4 separate regions of the Homo sapiens genome follow, and all the other regions are linked to region 1. A link is a loop called in an ENCODE intact Hi-C map of the cell type or tissue named here. Cell type or tissue: GM12878. All regions are shown on one strand.

Evidence for each region. Hi-C counts contacts between places; a loop is a spot of excess contacts. Peaks named below come from ENCODE experiments on the same cell type or tissue, not always from the same donor. Only the 100,000 strongest peaks of a DNase experiment are listed, where the experiment ranks them.
Region 2: it touches region 1 in a loop (6-fold over the local background); 1 of 110 quality-filtered maps calls a loop at or near these places.
Region 3: it touches region 1 in a loop (2.8-fold over the local background); 1 of 110 quality-filtered maps calls a loop at or near these places.
Region 4: it touches region 1 in a loop (3-fold over the local background); 1 of 110 quality-filtered maps calls a loop at or near these places.

Annotation. Positions count from the first base shown.
Region 1 is chr18:51,722,248-51,727,247 of GRCh38, forward strand. No RefSeq gene overlaps it. Among named protein-coding and RNA genes, the nearest start is that of LINC01630, 330 kb to the left of the region's middle. In GM12878, no CTCF peak of the experiment used is centred here; DNase peaks (open chromatin) are centred at 3,124 and 4,545; H3K27ac peaks cover 2,475 bases.
Region 2 is chr18:51,950,636-51,955,635 of GRCh38, forward strand. No RefSeq gene overlaps it. Among named protein-coding and RNA genes, the nearest start is that of DCC, 390 kb to the right of the region's middle. RefSeq lists enhancers at 2,090-2,139, 2,170-2,229, 2,875-3,144. In GM12878, no CTCF peak of the experiment used is centred here; DNase peaks (open chromatin) are centred at 2,352 and 3,116; H3K27ac peaks cover 3,411 bases.
Region 3 is chr18:51,998,617-52,003,616 of GRCh38, forward strand. No RefSeq gene overlaps it. Among named protein-coding and RNA genes, the nearest start is that of DCC, 340 kb to the right of the region's middle. In GM12878, no CTCF peak of the experiment used is centred here; a DNase peak (open chromatin) is centred at 1,979.
Region 4 is chr18:52,285,488-52,290,487 of GRCh38, forward strand. No RefSeq gene overlaps it. Among named protein-coding and RNA genes, the nearest start is that of DCC, 52 kb to the right of the region's middle. In GM12878, a CTCF peak has its summit at 3,107 (motif pointing left); a DNase peak (open chromatin) is centred at 3,095.

The DNA of each region.
Region 1 (5,000 bases):
CTGTGGGTCCAGGTTTTACCCCCCAGCATAAAACCATGAAAGGGCAGTCAGATGTCAGATACCACTGCATTCCTCTGCTGAGATGACCTCCTGCAACACAAGCTGATTTCTTAATGCAAGTCAGTTTTATGGATTTTGCTGCCACTCAAGCTGGCTCTTGGCCATTTATTTGTTGGTCAGTCTGAGCATGGTATCCAAATGTTCCTCAAATTATCAGAAAGCAACGAGGAAGTAGTAAGGTCAGATATTGGTTGTATTTCAGGCCTCAGTTCCAATCTGAGATTACTTGCAGGGATGGAGTTCTCAAACAAGTTAGGCTATTTGTGTACTTCAAGGATTAGGAAGTCTGTACATTTTCTTTAAGAAAAAGAAAATTTTTCACTTAAGAAAAAATCTCTTATTGAGACACATCTTCAATTTCTTCCTATTTGAGAATAAAATTCAGTTTTTCTGCTTTCAGTAGCCACTTGGAACCTCATAGGGTACAATGCATATATCAGCCTAGACATATAGAATCCAAAATATGTGTGTGTGTGTGTGCGTGCACGTGCGCGGATATGCACATATTTGTTATTTGTTGGAAAGGGCCCTTGAAATCTGCTATAAGCCTTATAGACTTAAACCCTACAATTATTACAATCTAGGGAATTCTATTGTTCTATAGTCTTTGTCTGAGTGCTCGTGGATGTGGCTGTTGGCTGAGTTTGAGCCCTGCTTGTTCAGAACCTTCTGAAACACCTGATGGGCACCATTCATTAGCCACTCCTAAAGTAGTGAACTAGAGATGGGCTGGTGTTCCTGGTCCAGCCTCTTCCTGCCCTGCCTTCTTTCTCAGTAAGCCTGTATTGCAAAGGTCAGGGAAGGGAAACACTGTAATCCACTTGATTGATATCCATTTGACTGTCTGCTACAATATTCGTGGGATCATTGGTAACAAAGGTCATTTTGCAACCAGATTTGAGTTTCTATTTCCTCTCCTTCATATCTTCCTCCTCATCCCTTTCTTTTGGGAAAAAAATAACCATTTATATTTGCAACAGCCCAACAAATTCCAAATGCTGGCAAAGATGGCGCTGGCCGTGTTTAGTCTTGTCAACATCTCTTTCCTGAGGCTTCTTTCTCCCTTCTTGATGTTCATTCTCACTTAAAATGAAGTCTATTAAATACCCTGGACAAATTTAGAGATTCACTACTTTATGCACTGGAAGAATAACAGTGAGAGATATGGCCCTGCTCTTTAGTTGCTAAAATGCTAATATCTGAGTATAGTTGAAAAATAGGAATAAAGATAGAGTTTTTAACTTTTCATTCTAAAATGAGATCAAAGCTAGGTAGAACAGTGGAGACTTCGGGTGGCTCCTTACCCTTCATTGTTCTATCGCAGTCTCACCTGAGTCTTCATTTAAACATTTAGTTTCCCTGTCCCTTTCCCTGAAGATTTTGGGATAAAGATCAACAATCTGTCTTTTTCTAAACCAGTGCTCCTACATGATTCTCAGGGTCTTTCAAATTCAAGAGACACTGGCCTAAAGGAGCTAAGTCTGAGTCTTAGCTCCTTTAGTAAAAGGATCTTAGAGATCATCACTTCCCCTCATTTTTCAGATCCATAATCTGGGGTACAGGGAGTGTCTGGGCCCTGCTAAAGTCATCCTACTCACTGATCGAGAAACTGTCTTGAGAACCTGGGTTTCCAAACTCCTGGCAAGGTATAGGGTGCTTTTTCTGCCACACCACCTGAAGATCGCCAAGATGGATGCATATACCTGGCGCCTTCGTGGAGATCAGAGGAGGACCAACAGCAACACATTAATCTGAGAGAACGTGCCTTTCCAGTAATATCCAACCGGTAGCTCATGTGATCACCCGGCACCTCAACAGTGTGCCATCCACCTCAGAGGGCTGGAGAGATGGCACCAACTAATCCTTCATGCCTGTTCCCAGAAAGAGATGGTGCTGGCCATGTTCAGTCTTGTCAAAATCTCTTTCCTGAGGCTTCTTTCTCCTCTCTTTATGTTTGCATCTGGGGAGTTAATCAAATAGATTGTGAATATTGGGAAAATATTGTATTTGATTTTACGTTCTGTATACAGCCAATGATAGGTCCTCAGAATATGGGGAAAATGATACAAAATTAGCTTTTTCTACTCTTTTGACTCAACTGAATTTTACTATGTGCTCTTTAAATCCAATATCTGTAAATTATTGCTGGGATATCTGGTATCTTTAATGAAGTCCATTTATTTTAAGGACATGTATAAAAATAAGGGAAAAAATCATTTACTGAGAGTATAAAAATCTGTTTAGGTGTTTTGAATATATTATATGTATTATATACTTGGTAGAATTATAAAGTAATAGGACTTTTTTTTTAAATGAACCCAAGTTTTCATCCCCTTCAAAGAAGTATTCCTGGAAATTAACCTGTGAGTCATATTAAAAAACCAAAAGAAAAACCTGCTTCATTTTTTATCCCAAACTCTATAATCTTAAATGATCATTCATACCACTACTCAAATTCCAGGTGACTTTTGAAAGGGGTTCCAAGAATCAAATTTGCCTGTGAACATACAGGTTTAAAATATTTAAATGCATGTGTTTCAGTTGTTGGGGAAATATAATTCTGCCAACACAAGACCCTTCTGAAACATAGAGAAGAGGGAGAAACCATTTATTACCTGGTGAGCATTATCAGATTTACACACACATCCAGCAGCATGGAAGTGACTATAAAGTCTGGACAGAATCGCACATAAATTTATACAGTAAAGTAGAAAAAAAGACAATTAAAATGTCTCATCTGTTTGACAGACAAATGAATATGCACCTTGTGATTGTCCCTATATGCCTCCCGTGTTAATTTTGGAGGCATGTATTTATAGTTCCAAGGGTCAGAAGGCTTGTGACCTGCTTTGTAAAATCAAAAGTTCTGTGGCCTCTTAGTTTTCAGAGACACTCTAAAGAGGAGAGCGCGAGAAGACATCCACATCCCTTATTAAAGAACGTTTTGTCACTTTACACTTACATGTGCCTTGAAGCCAATTCCCTAAGAAATGTTCCAGCAGTGATCTGAGACACATCTGTATGATTGGAAGCAGGATGTTACCTGCTAGGGTGACTATTTGGAACAAAACCCACTAATTTAGTTATCAAAGTCTCAGTATGTTTACTTAAAAAGTCAGTTCCAGTCCCAGTTTGTATGTGGGCAGAATTGCTAAATGTGAACGTTCATTTAAAAAGTCATTTTGCTGAGTCACTCATTCAGTGAAAACCCAAGGGAGTTAATTACACAGTGGGAGTAGAGGCCGTGAGGGCAGATGACTCGATTTGCTCACAGAAAGGAGATGGAAGTGAGGGCCCAGCTTGAGGAGCTGCCTGGGTAGTATTTTCTGAAAGACTAGCGGGAGTCCAGACACTTCCCAACTTGAAGGAAGTGCTACTCTTTTGTTTTAATGCTGTGACTTTGACTAACAGCTAAGCGGAAGCTGTGAGGTAAAGTGCCAAAGCTACAGGAAACAGGTAGAGGATTTGCCAACAAATAGAAATAATTAACATTTTCTTCTAAACAAGTAGTGATATGGGAGGCAACCTCATTGATGTTATGCTGGTTTGTTTTCCACTTTCTTTGATATACTCAGCTTTTTATTTTATTTTTTATCTTTTGAGACGGAGTCTTGCTCTGTCTCCCTAGGCTGAAGTGCAGTGGTGTAATCTCGTCTCACCGCAACCTCTGCCTCCCAGATTCAAGCAATTCTTCTGCCTCGGCCTCCTGAGTAGCTGGGACTAACAGGCGCCCACCACCATGCCCAACTAATTTTTGTATTTTTAGTAGAGACGGGGTTTCACCATATTGACCAGGCTGGTCTCGAACTCCTGACCTCAAGTGATCCACCAGCCCCGCCCTCCCAAAGTGCTGGGATTACAGGCATGAGCCACCACGCCCAGCCTACTCAGCTTTTTAGAGCAGCTCTATCCCATAAAATTTTCTGCGATGATGCAGATGTTCTGTATCTGTAGCTGTCTATATGTAGCCAGTGGTCACGTGTGACGATTGAGCACTTGAAATGTGGATCATGTGACTGAGAAACTCAAGATTTAATTGTGTTTAATTTTAATTAATATAAATGTAAATAGTTACAAGGGCCCAGCAGCTACCGTATTGGACAATACTTTGGAAAGAACCAAGTACTTCTATAGTTCCTGGAAAGTACTTATACTTTTTTTTATAAATTTTGCTCATTTATTTTTTTCTTCCACAGCCATATTGTTAACTGAAAACACATAAAGTACGAGTGTTACATTTTTTTTCTTTCTTGTTCCAAGTAACTTTTCCCTGTGTCTGCAGCGTTACAGGCCACTAAGGTCAATCTCATCCTCTAGGACAGGACTCAGTGGGAAGCGTGATTGCCTGGTAGTACTAGGCTTTTTCAGACTTGTTGGCACCCACCCTGATCAAGAGCTAGTAGAGCTGACATGTCTTAGCAACTTGGCAGACAGAGAAATCACCACTCACTTGGCTTTGGTCATTTCCCTTGTGTTCTCTATTTCTTTTCTGAGAAGACTCTGGGGAAGTGAGAAATTGCACTGCTCATGCTGTGGGCTCTGGCACAGAATTCTGGCTGTTGGGGCAGCAGATGTGCTGCGGGAGGTATCTTTCAAGGAACTGCATATGGGCCAATGTTGGAGGAGGAGGTATCTTTTTAGATAGGATTCTTTCCCTGCCACACAAATGCTGGCTCTTATCTCTATAATTCCCCTGTGAGATTTAATATCTCTTTCAACACACGACCATGTGTGTTGAATAAAGGTTGAATAAAGGCACAAAGCATAATTGCTTTCATTTCAAATCCTGCTGGCTTTATGTATATTCCTTAAACAAACTAGAAGGACACTCAGGGATGCTGTGACATTATTTCTTCATTTCACTAACACCTGTGCCGGAGACCCAGGGAGGGGAAGTGTCTTTTTGGGGGTCAGGGTTGCATGGCTGGTTCCTATAGAGA
Region 2 (5,000 bases), 230 kb after region 1:
TTTACCCGGATTAGAATGTAGAAAGTTTCCAAGAGCAAGAGACCATCACATATCCTAATAGTAAGAAAAAATTAAAGAAAAATTTAAAAATTATAATTTTTGGCCAGGCATGGTGGCTCACACCTGTAATCCCAGGACTTTGGGAGGCCGAGGCCAGGGGGATCACGAGGTCAGGAGATCGAGACCATCCTGACTAACATGGTGAAACCCCGTCTCTACTAAAAATACAAAAAATTAGCCAGGCGTGGTGGTGGCTGCCTGTAGTCCCAGCTATTCGGGAGGCTGAGGCAGGAGAATGGCATGAACCTGGGAGGCGGAGCTTGCAGTGAGCCGAGAGCGCGCCACTGCACTCCAACCTGGACAACAGAGCGAGACTCCATCTCAAAAAAAAAAAAAAAATACAAATCAGCTTTGTTTCAGGAAGAAATAAATGCTTTCTAGGAAAGAAGGGTCTTATGGCTATTTTCATTTCTAGGGACATGGAAGAAAGATAATTAAGGACCCCAGAGGTAGGGCTAAGGAGAAACCAGCCTAACTTTTGACACACTTCAAATTCACACATCTGGGCAAGCACAATGAATAGAAACCCCAAGGATCCACATTAATAAAGCAAATATGCATCCAATCTTCAAATATTTCCCATGATGCCTTAATTGAGTGCATGAGAATAACCCACAGAGGGCTGGTGGCAAAGGAGGAAAACAGAGCATTTCTGAGGCAAAGTGTGCCTTCCCTAAATGAAAGTCAGCAGGTAACCAAAACAGGGCAGAAGAAAACTGAGCAAGATTGGCCTTATCCCAAAGAGCACAGGGCTTTTATGCCTGTAAGATAGTGCCACACTCAAAGGCAGGGTATAAGACAGGAGAGCGAGGTGAGATCCCACCTCCACAAGTTGCATGGGCCTTATTAACAGAACAGAAATACCCAGATGAAGGTTGGAAAAAGAAGAGTTAAGAGAGAACCGCTGCACTAAGGTGCATTCAGTCTTTACTGAAAGGTAAGGATAGGGCAGCAGAGTAGAGAGATTTCCCAAAGCACTGAAATCCAGGCAAGGGCTTCGGAGTGAGAACTCCCCGGGGACTCCAAAAAAGCTGATTGCTGAGTTATAAAGCTGAGAGAGATCTCTTGTAGTTCAGAAGGTTAGTGGCTGACTATGCAGCATAAAGATAAGTACATCATCCCAGTGGTGTTCAGATCCTAAGCTCGGCTTAGGGAAAGTTCTGTTCTCACCATAAAACATTTGAAGTCAGTGGTAGGCTGAATCATTCTAAAGCTGCAACAAGACGAAACCCAGCTTAATTGGATATTAGAGTGAATCAGCCTCATACTTACAGTCTGAGAGAAAAAGTTGTATGATCTTATCTTGGGGTAAACATTATTCCTTCCAGGCTCTTTTTTTTTTCATACAATGTCTGGCTTACAAAAAAATAAAAATAAGTAACCAAGAAACAAAGAAGCAGAAAAATAAGACCTATAACCTAGCATATAAAACAATCAACAGAAGCAGAACCACAGAAGACCCTGATGTTGGAATTAGCAGTCAAAGGTTTTAAAATAACTGTAATAAATATGTTTATAAATATCTAGTGGAAGTGGTGAACAATTTGCATAAACAAATGGAAAATTTCATTGAAGTGGAAACTAGATAAAAGAACTGAATGGAAACATAAGTGCTGAAAAATATAAGACATAAAGAGTTTATGTGATGAACTTAACAGCAGACTGGACATAGCAAAAGACAAGATCAGTGAACACAAAGTTTAATAAAAAATAACCAAACTGAAATACAAAGAAATAAAATAAATCAAATTACCGAGCAGAGAACTCACTACATGCATGGATATTTTAAATAATATAACATATGGGAAATGAAAGAGAGAAGAGAGTGGGGCAGAAAAAAATTAAACTTATAATAGCCAAGAATTTTCCAAAATTGACCAAAGACATCAACCCTCAGGTCCAAGAAGTTTAGTACTCCTGAGGCAGAATAAGTATAAGTAAAACACACTTATATATCTCATAGTTAAAAGGCTGAAAATCAAGGATAAAAGGGAAAATCATAAAAGCATTTAGAAGGGGTCAGAAAACTGTAGTCTGCAGGCTAGATGTGGCTCAGAAACTGATTTTTTAACAGCCCACATGTAACTGAGTAGCCTAACTTCAAAACGCATTTTTGGTTTCTTTCTTGCTTTTAGCCTTGAAACATACTTTAAAACTCTTGGTTTCCCTTCATTCCCATCAGACACTCCCTTGCACTGCTAGCATATCTGATTATATGCCTACTTACAAGTTCCAGGGGCTAATCTTGAGACAAACTAGGCATGGAGACCCAGCTGTGAAATTCTAGAGATTACCTTGAGGTGATAAGTCTACAATCTGGCCATTGTTAAGATGACACAGCCTGCACTCTTGGTGGACCATGACTTAAGAGAGCCACTGGAACAAGACACACAGACCTTGTACACAGCACCACTCCTGCATGCCTCTCATTCCAAGTTCCCCTTTTAAAATCCCTCTCTCCACGCTGGGCATGGTGGCTCATGCCTATAATTCCAACACTTTGGGAGGCCAAAGTGGGGCAATCGCTTGAGGCCAGGAGTTTGAGACCAGCCTGCTCAACATGGTAAAACCCCATCTCTACTAAAAATATAAATAAAATTAATAAAAAATAAAATAAAATCCCTCTCTGTAGCCTAAAGTTTAGAATGTTCTTTTCAGGGCATAAGCCTAGCCATTCCCCAGATGCTAACTTTGAATAAAGTTTTCTTTTCACCATACATTGCTTCTCATATTTTTGGCCTCTGAGCAGCGAGCCAGCAGACTTGCTTGGGGTTACAAATTTGGTGCCCCATGTGAGGACTGTGCATTTTGATTCCACTTGCCTGTCTTCCTGGTTTCCAATGAGCTAGGCAATTAGCTGTGGCAGTGTTCCAGAAATTAACTGTTCAAGCTACCAGGTGGGGCAAAAGCCCCTCGTAAATGCCAGCTGCTTGTGGCTAGCTGACCCTGTGGTTGGGGCTCTAGGGATTTTCCCAGGAGATGATGAGATGCTTTTTTCTTGGGGAATCTCCCTTCATTTCCCATCATGACACCAGCTGTCTACCATGCTTCGCTGGTGCAAGGAAAGTGACAACTGAAAAGTCACTGAACTTCAGAACTGGGTAGGTCAACCAGAGTGCATCCAGAAACCCTCTGTCTCCTCTGCGTTGTGTCACTTGGGCTCTGCTCTGGACCTAGCTGCTTGTGATACCATCTGTGTGTACATCATCTGTGGCACCACTTGGACTCTCCTCTGTTTGGACTTAGTTGCTCATGGGGCTTTCTGAGGCTTTAGAGTTTTTACCTAGTCCCCTTGGTGGGGATCAGTTTGAGATCAGGCTGTCTGAACATATAGCTGTATGTGTGTGGCATCTATATTTGGGCCCTTATCTCTCTTTTTCTCATCCTCTATTTCTCTCTTTCACTTGAAAGTGACTCACACAGCCTCTGCTCAATCCAGGAATCTGGCCTTGAAGGAGAACGACTTCCATCTCCCTGGCTTTTGGTTCAGTTGTCCTTCCTGGGACCCCAGAGTACTTCTTACAACTATGCCAGACCTTGTCGGGGAGGAAAGCATCAGAACTCTTTGGCAGATTTTTCTAAGCAGGGCCGTCTCTCTGCTTGTGTTTCTCAATGCTGTTTATGTGAGGAAAAGACTGAAAACACCTGGGCTAAATCCTTGAACAGTCCCAACTCCAATCCTTTAACCCTTTTTGTCTTCCTGGTTCATCATTTTATTAGCTGTCATTCTGTTACTGTTTACCAGGGTGGTGAATACAGCAGAACCTGAGTTTGGGGAAAGGTCAAGGTATCAAAATAAGCTGTGCTAGTTATTGCCACTCACCAACTTGCTCAGAGAGCTCATTCTTTGACATCCTTGACTGTCAGCTGTGGTGAGATTTGCACAAACATGCCTATTGGCATTGTGCATGATGTTATATAAACTGGAAGTGAAATTTCAGGAGAATCCGTCTGACTTCTGGTGATCTAGTTACACAAGACAACTGGTACAGGTGCAGAAGTAAGAGAGAAAACAGATGTTGTCATTGTAGATTTGGTTGACAGAGACAATTGGTACAGGTACAAAAACAGGGCCAAGATGGGTGGCAAAGTGTCAATCCATTCTGGGAGTCTCCTGGGAGATATCTTGGGTAACTAGATGGCCTATAGCTATGAACCCATGAGGAAGAGAAAAATGATTTTTTTAGTACAATACTGTTTGGACTCTGTATAAAGTCCAATTGTACTGTTGGTCTCCAAACAGAAGTACTCAATCCTGCACTCAAATACAGTTAGAATTGTTTTGTCAGAAGTCTGGAAAATGGGAGGAAATGCCTTATTTCCAGGTTTTCATGCTGTTGCATAATCAGGACTCTGGCCAGGGTGGGACATCAACTGCTGGCTGTGTAAAGGGAGGGAAAAGGGCCCTTCCCAACCAGACAGCCAGACCCAAAAGGAAAGAGATGAGGAAGAGATAGGCCTTTTTACTGCCTTAAATCTGGCCATTCCAATGGACCCAGATGCTATGGCTGCAGCTGATCCAGCAGCCACTCTGCTTGCAGTGACCCAGCTGTAGTGGCTCTAGTGGTTCCTCCAGGAGCTGCTCAAGCAGTCGTGCCCATGGCCACTGTGCAACCCCCTCCCATGGTTGCAACAGCAGCAGCTGTTCTTTTGGTGGCTGTCTCGGCTGCGTCAGCATTGCCTTATGAGGCACCAGACCTGGGGGCAAGCGCTGCTCCTCCGCCTCAGTATGATAAAGGATTTAGAAAGGTCTTTCCCTCCGAGACATGGCAGGGCACCAACTTTGAACAGGGTAAAACCATGACCAGAACAAGGCAAATACCCACTTAGATGGATGCCCATGGGCATCTTGGACCCATTGGATATAGCTGGATTTACATCCCCTTCTCAACGTCCAAAGTATTAAAGTGGAAAAGCTCCAACCCACCCTTATAGAGAGA
Region 3 (5,000 bases), 280 kb after region 1:
ATTCCTGCTGCCCATGGGTTATTATTCTGATGTTCCTATACCCTATGCAGACTTTCCACACTTTCAGACTCTGGTTCTGCCAGGCCTGTCAGCTACTGGGAATTTTTGTATCTGACCAAGCAAATCTTTGACTTCTCTCCTTACCTTTGGGCTGCTCACCTGCTTTGCCCAGAACAGTGAGGTGTAGAAATGGCTGAAAAGAGAGGCTGGTCTTGCCTGATGTTATTGGCATCTCTTAGTCATGGTCTTGCTCAGAGAGGAGAAGCTGCTATCAATAGGCACTAAGCAACATTTCTTTCCTTTGGATTCCTTTAGTCATGCTACATGGTGTCTAGACACACCACATGACTTGTGGGTAGAGCCACCAGTGTGGATTCAGGTGTATGACAGTCAGCTACTGACAATGAGCTCTCTAACTATCAGAAAACGAAGCACTTGTTTTCAATCGCTGCTTGATTATTCTCATTTTGTGTGGGTTTTACCCTATTGCCGTGCAGCAAATGTAGCCAAGCTGATTTCATTTCCAGAGTATTGACCTGGTAAGTAAAATTCCTGAGTGATCATGGTACACAACTGTGTGAAGTACAGGATAAAAATCTTGCAGTGACTTGGTGTTCTCTTCTGTAAAATGGGATTAGTTCATGATAAGCAGGAATTGTATATGCATTAGATTGTGCTTAAACTGTGTTGCTACGTAGATTTGAGACTCAGCTGAAAATTAGAGAACATTTATTTCCCAGACAATTCATGTTACTGGAAATCTCCTAGAGTCAAGACCCGAAGAAATATTCACAAGGCTTTCCATATGTTAAGCTTGGCAGGATTATAAAATAAAAAGCATGCTTGAAAAATCGTTTAGATGGTTGATGTGAATATGCAGCCTGAGATCCAGCAGATTTTCAGGAAAATGTGGTGCAAGTACTTTGAATGATGCAATTTTGCACTTCAGCTACTTCTAGCCTCCTTCAGAATTTGACACCATCTACAGCATGAAAAAAAATGGGTCTGTATTCAAAAATATGCCAACCACATAAAAATGTGGGGTACTTAAATTGGACAAACTTGTACTTTTCAAAAAATTGGGCTAACAAGCTTCAAAGAAGGAAGAAAGTGTTAGGAGTGACAGCTCAGAAAATGAGACCAATTGGATGAAGATATATTTTGTACACATACACACAAACTTCAACATGTTTGTGTTCAACGTGTTTTTCCTTTTTCTCTCCCGTTGTATCTCCTTTTAAAAAATGAACTGCTACCTAGGCTGGACTTGGTGGTTCACTCCTGTAATCCCAGCACTTTGGGAGGCCAAGGTGGGAGAATCGCTTAATGAGAGGAGCTTGAGACCAATCTGGGCAACACAGTGAGACCCCATTTCTACTATAAAAGAGAGTTTGCCAGGTATGGTGATGAGCTTGTAGTCCCACCTACTCATGAGGCTGAGGTGAGAGGATAGCTTGAGCCCAGGAATTTTAGGTTATAGTGAGCTATGATTGCACCACTGCATTCCAGCCTGGGTGACAGAGCAAGTCCCTGTCTCAAATAAATAGATAAATAAGTGCTATCTAAATGTATCTGACTCAAGATGACCCTAACTTCAAAAGCATACAACAACTGAAGCTATTTGAAAATAACCCCACTGAAGCAGGCTACTAACATTAGTTAAAACTCGAGATTAAAGGGAGTGCTTGCCCCCTATACCACGGGTTTTCAAAGAGAGGTCTCTGGACCAACTGCAGGAGCATCATCTGGCTCTACTCTAGACCTACAGACTCAGAAACCCTGAAGGTGGGCCTGGCAAGCTGTGCCTCTCAGATTCTCCAGGGAAGTCTGAAGTGCCTCACCTCAGGTTTGAGAACAAATTAACCTTAGCTGCATGTTGTAATCACCAGTGAGGTTTGTTGATTGATTTTTTTTTTTAATATGCAGAGTTTCTACCTCCAGACACTCTGAAGTAATTGATCATGAGTGCAGCCTCTAGAGATTTTACAAAACTCCCCAAGGGAGCTTTGTAAGATTTACCAGTCATAACTGCTAAAAGTTTGAGGAACTTTTCAAACTGTATTGAACATGAAACTCACCTGGCGATTCTGCTAAAATAAAGATGCAATTTCTCAGGGCTGGGACAGGGTCCAGATCCTGCATGTCTAATAAGCTTCCCAGTGATGCTGACTTTGCTGGTGGGAGGACCACAGTCTGAATCCCAGGCCCAAAGTGATACTGATCATTGCTCCCCAACACCTCGTGGAGGCTCATGGCCAGCCAAGGTCCACCCCTTGCTGCATTTAACAACTGACTCCATTGAATTGGAAACTGTAGAGCATCAGAGGTGTTAGTTTCCTAACAATCCAACCTGTTTACAACACATGTAACATACTATAATTTAGTTAATTATTTTTTACTTTCTAAATTTATTTTCTACATTTTAGTTAAATATTTTAAAGGCCAATAAAACACTAACTGTGAAAAGAAAGATTTTTCTTCCCCTATGTTACTCTTAAAAATCAATTAAAAACTTTCAAGTCTCAATAGAAGCAAACTGTACTAGGGAGGGAGAAAAAAGCTGTCCAATTAAGTCGACATAAAGTAATATTTTATGACACTCAGTGTGACAAAAATCTAGGTAGATTCTACATTGAGAATGCTTTGTCAGTGATTTTAAAATTGTTTGGTTAAAGAAATGGGAAGTGAAATATCAAGGGTGTGGTTCATACAAAGCAGGTGATTTGAAATTCCAGTCAGAAGACCCACCCTAAACATTTCTGATCATATATCAAAAGTTTTGCAAATAGATCAAAACTTATGTTTCATTTAAAATATTTTATACTTGTATGTATTATTTTAATTACTTCCTGCTTTAATGGATTTTATTGGTTCACTACTAGTCTTGATTGTGCCAGGTAAAGAGGCTCTACTGTAATTTTGTTTTATAAGAATATTGCTAATCACTATCGTGCATAGCACAGTAGCTGCGTATCAGGAACCATGAAAGTGTTTAGCATTTATTTTAGCTAATCCTCATGAGAGTCCAGGGAATAACATTAATATTCTCATTTTAAAGCTGAAGAATGCAGTGGAGTTTTTTCTGTTCTCACAATTTACTAACATCCCAAAATCCAGCACAGACTGCGAAATATAAGATTCCTCATAGTCTAATAAATTTGCTTAAAACAAAATTAGAAACATTCAAAGCACAGTGAATAATGTGTGCATACTTATTACTTGACATGAGAAAGCAAATCTACTTATAGATAATACATTGTTGTGTTCTGAGCCAACAAAGGGCCTGGGTGGTTACAGAAGGTGAAAGGCAAAAGGTAATAACCCTTCACAATCTAGATTTCAAGTTTCATCCCCACCTCCAGTGTGTACACACACACACACACACACACACACACACACACACACACACACGGTGGCCCAGTAGCTTCTCAATCTTCCTCATGTGCCTACATCTTCATGACTTTCCTCATGCCATCTCCTTTCCCTGATGTGAAAGGAAAATATCTTGGGCCCTCGAAATCACTAAGCTAAAGGGAAATGTCAAGCTGGGAACCGCTTAGGGCAAACCTGCTTCATATTCTATTCAAAATTACCCCTCTGCTCATTGAGATAAATGCATATCCGATTGCCTCCTTTGGAGAGGCTAATCAGAAACTCAAAAGAATGCAACCATTTGTCTCTTATGGACCTAGGACCTGGAAGCCCCCTCCCGTGAGTCCTCTGGCTTTTGCTTTGAGTTGTCCTGACTTTCTGGACTGAACCAGTGTTCATCTTACGTATGTCCATTGAGGTCTCATGTCTCCCTAAAATGTATAAAACCAAGCTGTGCTCTGACCACGTTGAGCACGTGTCATCAGGACCTCCTGATGCCGTGTCAGGGGCGCACATCCGCAACCTTGGCAAAATAAACTTTCTAAATTAACTGAGATATCTCTCAAATTTTCAAGGTTCACACTGGCATATGCTTTCGCCTCTTTTTTCACTCAGGAAACTTCGATTTACCCCTTAAGATTAAGTCGTTCCTCCCCTCAGAACACTTAACCAAGTGACTGTCTGTCTCTTGTGACAGTCTCAAGTGACAGTATGTGGAGAAAACAACTAGTTAGTAGAAGCTCTGGGTGACAAAGGTGGATTTGGCAGAAGTAGTTCATTCAACAAGCACCTGTTAGGCACCTGCTCTGTGACCACCATGGGTGTGGAAGCCACAATGCTTGCTTTACAGAACCTCCATGCTGGTATCGCCAGGTGTCCTGTTTCTGCGTTGTTCCCATGTTTTACTTCCTCACTGTTTTGCCTGCACTTCCTGGGTTTTCTATACTTAGCTCCGGGCTTCAGTTTTAGGTAACGCACTGACTTTTGAGTCCCTCAGGTTCTCTGTGCAACTTCCCAAGAGCAGCCTGATCATCCAGTCTGTCATTTAGGAAATATGATTCTATACTCAACACATTGTTTCATTATATGAGTCTTACAGTCTCCTGATTTTTGTCTCTTCTCAGCCCTAAATTATTCCAGAGACTAGCATCTCTCCTTTGTTGCCCCTTAAACAGTTTATCATGCATCTTTGGGATTGTCCAAGTTCTATATGCAACTTCTCTTTATTGTGCACACTTTCAGACCAAATACTGTCTTATTTATCTTCACTTTCACATTTTGCTTTTCTATTATTTATTAATGTTAAATACACATAATATAAAATTCACCATTTAAACCATTTTTAAGTGTACGGTTCAGTGGCATTAAGTACACTCACACTGTTTTGCAACCATTACCACCATCCATCTCCAGAACCTTTTTATCATTTCTATGAAATTCTGTATCCATTAAATAGTAACTCCCCATTACCCCGCTCCTTGATCCTTGGTAACATTTATTCTACTGTCTCTATGAATCTGCATATTCTAGGTACTTCGAATGAAATCATATTTTTTTTCCTTTTTTTTTTTTTAACGGATGGATTCTAGCTCTGTCGCCCAGACTGGAGCACAGTGGCGCCATGTCAA
Region 4 (5,000 bases), 560 kb after region 1:
TTCTGCCTGCAGCTACTTACTTCTTTTTTAAATTCCTTGGGAAAACTGTATATCTCCTGGGAGCATGACCCCCTGCTATACATTTTGCTCTCCAATCTGTTTATCGTATCTCTTAATTGGCTTGAATGCCCTGATTACATTGGGAATTAAATCTGTCTTCCTATTTGGTTGTGTGGCAGCAGTTTGTTTGCAGTGTCTTTACTCAGACAGGACAAACCTTTAATGCAAGCAGGAACTTGTCCCGCCTTGGTTTTCTAGGTTGAAGGATTGCACCCCACTCCATCTGATCCCCTGCAAAATGCATTGTAATAAAGGGGTTCTAAAACTTTGTCATTTGCCAGTGTGTAGGAATCAAGGTCCAGAGGGAAAAACTGGTTTGTGGAATGGCTGCCATTTTGTGACTATTATGATAAAAGACCATGGTATTTTATTGAAGGCAACAGAGCCCAGTAGCAGCAGAACACCAGGAAGGAGGGAGGAGATACCAGGAGGAGGGGAGAGCGCACTCAGAATTTTCTCTGCTTCATGTTTCCTGTGCCTAAAAGGATCCTTTTATTTATTTTTTCTCCCTGATGGATTCTTACTCATTCTCCAAGGCTCAGCTTAAACACCATCTCCTCTGTGGAGTTGTTTTGTATGGACTCTTCCTGCTCTGTATTTCTTCTTTTTCCGCACCTCAGAAGAGGTCATGCCTTCATCCTGTAGGCTATGGTAGTCACATGCACACCTCCCCCTGCTGGGAACCTTGGAAGCAGAGATCATGCTTTATTTCTCTGTATTTTCTAAGATTATTGGGAACCCAGTAGATAGGCAATCCAGGCAGGAATGAACAAACTGATGAATGAATAAGCGAATGAAAAAAACTAGCAACATTTTGCCTTGGGTCCTCTGTGCACACACTGTCGTTTAACTAAATGGTGCAGCAAGTAATTCTTGCTAAACGATTTGCAGAAACTAGCCCTGGCAACTTTCTTCTTGCCCATCAAAACCTTGGAAATCACTTAATTCCCCTCTCTCACTTTTATCTCCTCTTGTTGATTCCATGCCTGAAATATTTCTCACCTCTTTCCATTTCCCCTATACCAAGGTTTTCCATGCCCTCTCCTCATCCCTCTTCTTAGCATTCTACTTGGCAGCATGGTTGTATCTGTTCATGATTCATTTCAGTTCCTTCTACCACCACCCTTCAAACAGCAGTTTTATACCAAGAGTAAAATGGATGTGTTTACAGAGATAACTTTAGAATGCGCTTGCTAACTGTTAGAGGAACATGATATATCACTATACGTTAAAATTATCTGAGATGTTAGGGATGTTAATAAAATAAATTGGAAAGAGATGTGCATGCAGGGCCCTTATCATTCAAGATAACATCGGAAGCTCAAAAGCAGACTCCCCTGTGTAACTGAGGGGAGCGTTTTACAAGATTAAAATGTTCCAAGCACTGTCGGCTCTGACAATGGCATTAAACAATTTTTCACAAGGGGTGGAAATCAAACCAGATCTAATAAGAAAGATCCTTATGTGGCTGCATGATGAGAAGATGAAAGACGCAACTATTGCAGGAAGGATGGCCCTGACATGCAGGGGTGCCAGGCGATTCACAAAATCCTGCATGGGTGTAAGTTTCCGCCTAACACTTTAATAACAAAAATATCTCTTTTTAACTGGTGTTAGCTTATTTTTCCCTCTGGCCTTTCTTTTTCTATTTCTTACTGAAAGCAAATAACCTATTATCAACTCCTGATAATATGTGGTGGTTTTAACTTCAGCTCCTGAAGCTGAGTCTTGGGAACTGATGAATAAGACATTTTTCTTCACGTTCTATTGTGAAAACATTCCTGGTATTTCTCTTATTTCCTGTGCCTTAGAGAACTCAGTAGGGTGCTGAATTTCAGTAGAGATACAAATGTACTTGCAAGCTTGGCATTGATTTATCATGATCTTTCCTGTAAGGGAAAAATAGAGATTGTTTTTGCTGTACAGACTTCCCTAGAAGAGTTTGACTTCTAACACCTCTGATGGGTAGTCTAATTGGATTTAGAAGATGGTATGAATCTCTTTTGGCAACAATGAAAGGCACACAGAGGCCTAAGGGCAGCCATCATTTATTTATTTATAACACATTTTATTTCAAAAAAATGTTAAGCCAATCCCTGCTCCTGAGTCTACATCAATACTTTTGACACGTAAAAAAACAATATAAATCACAAATTTAATACATTCTCTCTAAGTTTTCCTAATGATATATTCAATGGTCTCATGCCTTCTTTCAAATTAAACAACCTAGTTTAGTCTCTTCTGTTTTCATGTATGATAACCCGCCTTGCCAATGCACCTGGTCCTTTAAATATCAATCTATATTTTTCCTGAAATGGAGGATACCTAATAATTATCTGGAACCAAATAGTGGATTGAATGGAAACTCTGCTGTCCACACCTTTGACAATTATACCACTGGTTCCTCATAAAGGAACCTCCAAATGTCAAAGCATAGAAGAAAGAATGAGAACTTTCTGCAGTCCATCATCTGTAATAAAGGAATGTTATGGAATACATGGAGAGAACGCCTGAACACAGCATTGGAAAGTGAAGAATTTGAATTGTATAGAGTAGAGGACAGATGAGCATCTTTTTAAATTAATTGAATTAACCAAACTTAGTACAGTATTAATAGCCCTTTATGAGAAACAATTAAATATAGCAAAAATTGTGGTATTCCAAGGAACTATTCTAAAAGACATACAAATGGAAAGCCTAAGTGTGAATATGCATGCATGATAACTTGGAGAAAATTCCAAAGTTTGAGTTTTCCAATCCTTGAGGCTGTTCTATTAATAATATTCATCAAAATATTCGTTTCACTCAAAGGAATTGAGACTGTGGCTTCAGAAGGAAACATTTAACCAGATATATTTATATATTCAACCAGTGGAAAGAAGAAAATACATTACTTCTCTTTCAATAACACAACATCTTTATTTTACCCTTCTACCTGGAGGGTACAGATAGAGTCCAGAGGAAAATCAGCTATTTCTGAATTTTTAGGAATGGTATTATCTAATCGTGAGCTACCTGGGGCCGGTGCTAGGGAGCACAGCGCCCACTTGTGGGCATGCGTAATTTGCCACTGCTCTGTGCAGGTGAATTTAATCAACACCTTTTACCTTCTCCCCAAAGACACCAGCCCACTAAAATGCATGGGGTTGGGTAGGGGGATGGTGGAGAAGGGTGGGAGAAGGGGCTCTGGATGTACACAAATCATTCGGAAAGGCAAACCATCTCTGTTTTGGAAAATAAAGTTTTATGGACAGCTGTGCCCGTTTGTTTACATATTGTCTGTGGCTGCTTTCACACAACAGAGTTGCATAGTTATGACAGAGAGTAGATTGCAGAAAAAAGCAAAGATATTCAATGTGTGTCCCTTTACAGAAAAAGTTTGCCAACCTCTGCTTTAAACTCTTAGGTTTACCTGCAAGCCCGTCTGGAGATTTTCAGAGATCCATTCATCCAATCCTCCAGAATATCAGCAATGTTTCCTTTACATTTGTGATTATGCCTTCCTGCATTTTCTAAAACTGGAGGGAATATTTATTTTTTTCAGTGTTATCAGAAGACACTAGAGTCTACATTTGTTAACTCGTTTATGTAAATGGGTGAAAAATCAGAGAGGACCACAGGAAACTTGTATTTTAAATAGCTTCCAATCACTGAGCCATAGAGAGTGATACCATGATCCAAGCCAAAGAGTGAGTACCACCCTATAACACCCTCACCCCCAAACCAGGAGGTTTGAATCTGGGAGCCATAGTCCCAGAGGCATTCTACTGCTGCCACTGCTGATAAACCCAGCTGTCACACCAAGAAGGATCACTTCCCAGACTGACAACAAAGACTTCGGTGGTACCTACTTGCAGAGGTTGGCAAAAGATGCCACATGGGCCAGGTGTTCACAGCCTATCTCCTCCTCCATAAACAATGCAGGATGTTTTATGCTCACAGCAGAGTAATGACTCTAAGAGACTGAATGATTAAATGCCAGTCTGCCAGCCAGAGTACATTTGTTTTCTGCTTGAAAAAGCCACTTTCATTTTGTATGACAGCTTTCTTAACTGCAACATAGCTCAGAAAATGACAGAGAGCGAATGAGAATAAGTGATTGTAAACTGGCAAACAACTATTTGCTACTATTTGAACTACCATTAAACTGTTCATTCAATTTCTACTCAGAAGCCATCAGTCAGCTGTGGAACCAGAATGTAAGCATTATTTATTTGGTGGCATTACAATGCCATCTAATCTTGGAGAAAATCATTTAGACAAAAATCAGAGTATCCAAAAATTGCCTTGACATTCAGTGGCAAAATGCAATGCTTAACCATAGCTTCTTGCATTTCTGTATTTTTTTTCTCATTATTATTACTGAGATACTTGAATTCCATTCTCATTCCAATATCATGCCTTCAATAGTATCATTTTTCTCACTAGCTGCCTGTGCAGGCCAGGAATTGTTAACACAGAGCAAAGCTAAAGCTTTGTAAAATGTTCAAGGGCTACTCCTGGCTCCCATTTAGTATCATTCATTTCCTTTGGGAATATGCCTGTTCACAATTTCCTAAGACAGCCTTGTTCACCATGGAAGAAACAGAAAATGTAAAAACAGTGAGGTCAGCTACCAGGTGCTCTGCCTACTTTACCTTATTTAAACCTCTTAATCTTAATGAGGTAGGTAGTTTGCCTCTGTTATAGACAAAAAAGTTGAGGCTTATGTAGGTTAAGGGATTCGCCAAAAAGTTGGAGCTGGATATCAAGTCTGACTGACCCTAAGTTCATCTTACGAAGTTGCTTCTTAAAGGAAGCTAGTGTTATTGCCTGTTCCATCGAAAGTAAAGAAATTTAAATACTCCAAAGGAGTCGGTATTTATTATGTATATAGATAGGAATTTGAAGTAATGAAATAAATCATGTTTAGGCGAATGTCAGTGTTAGAGTTCCATATG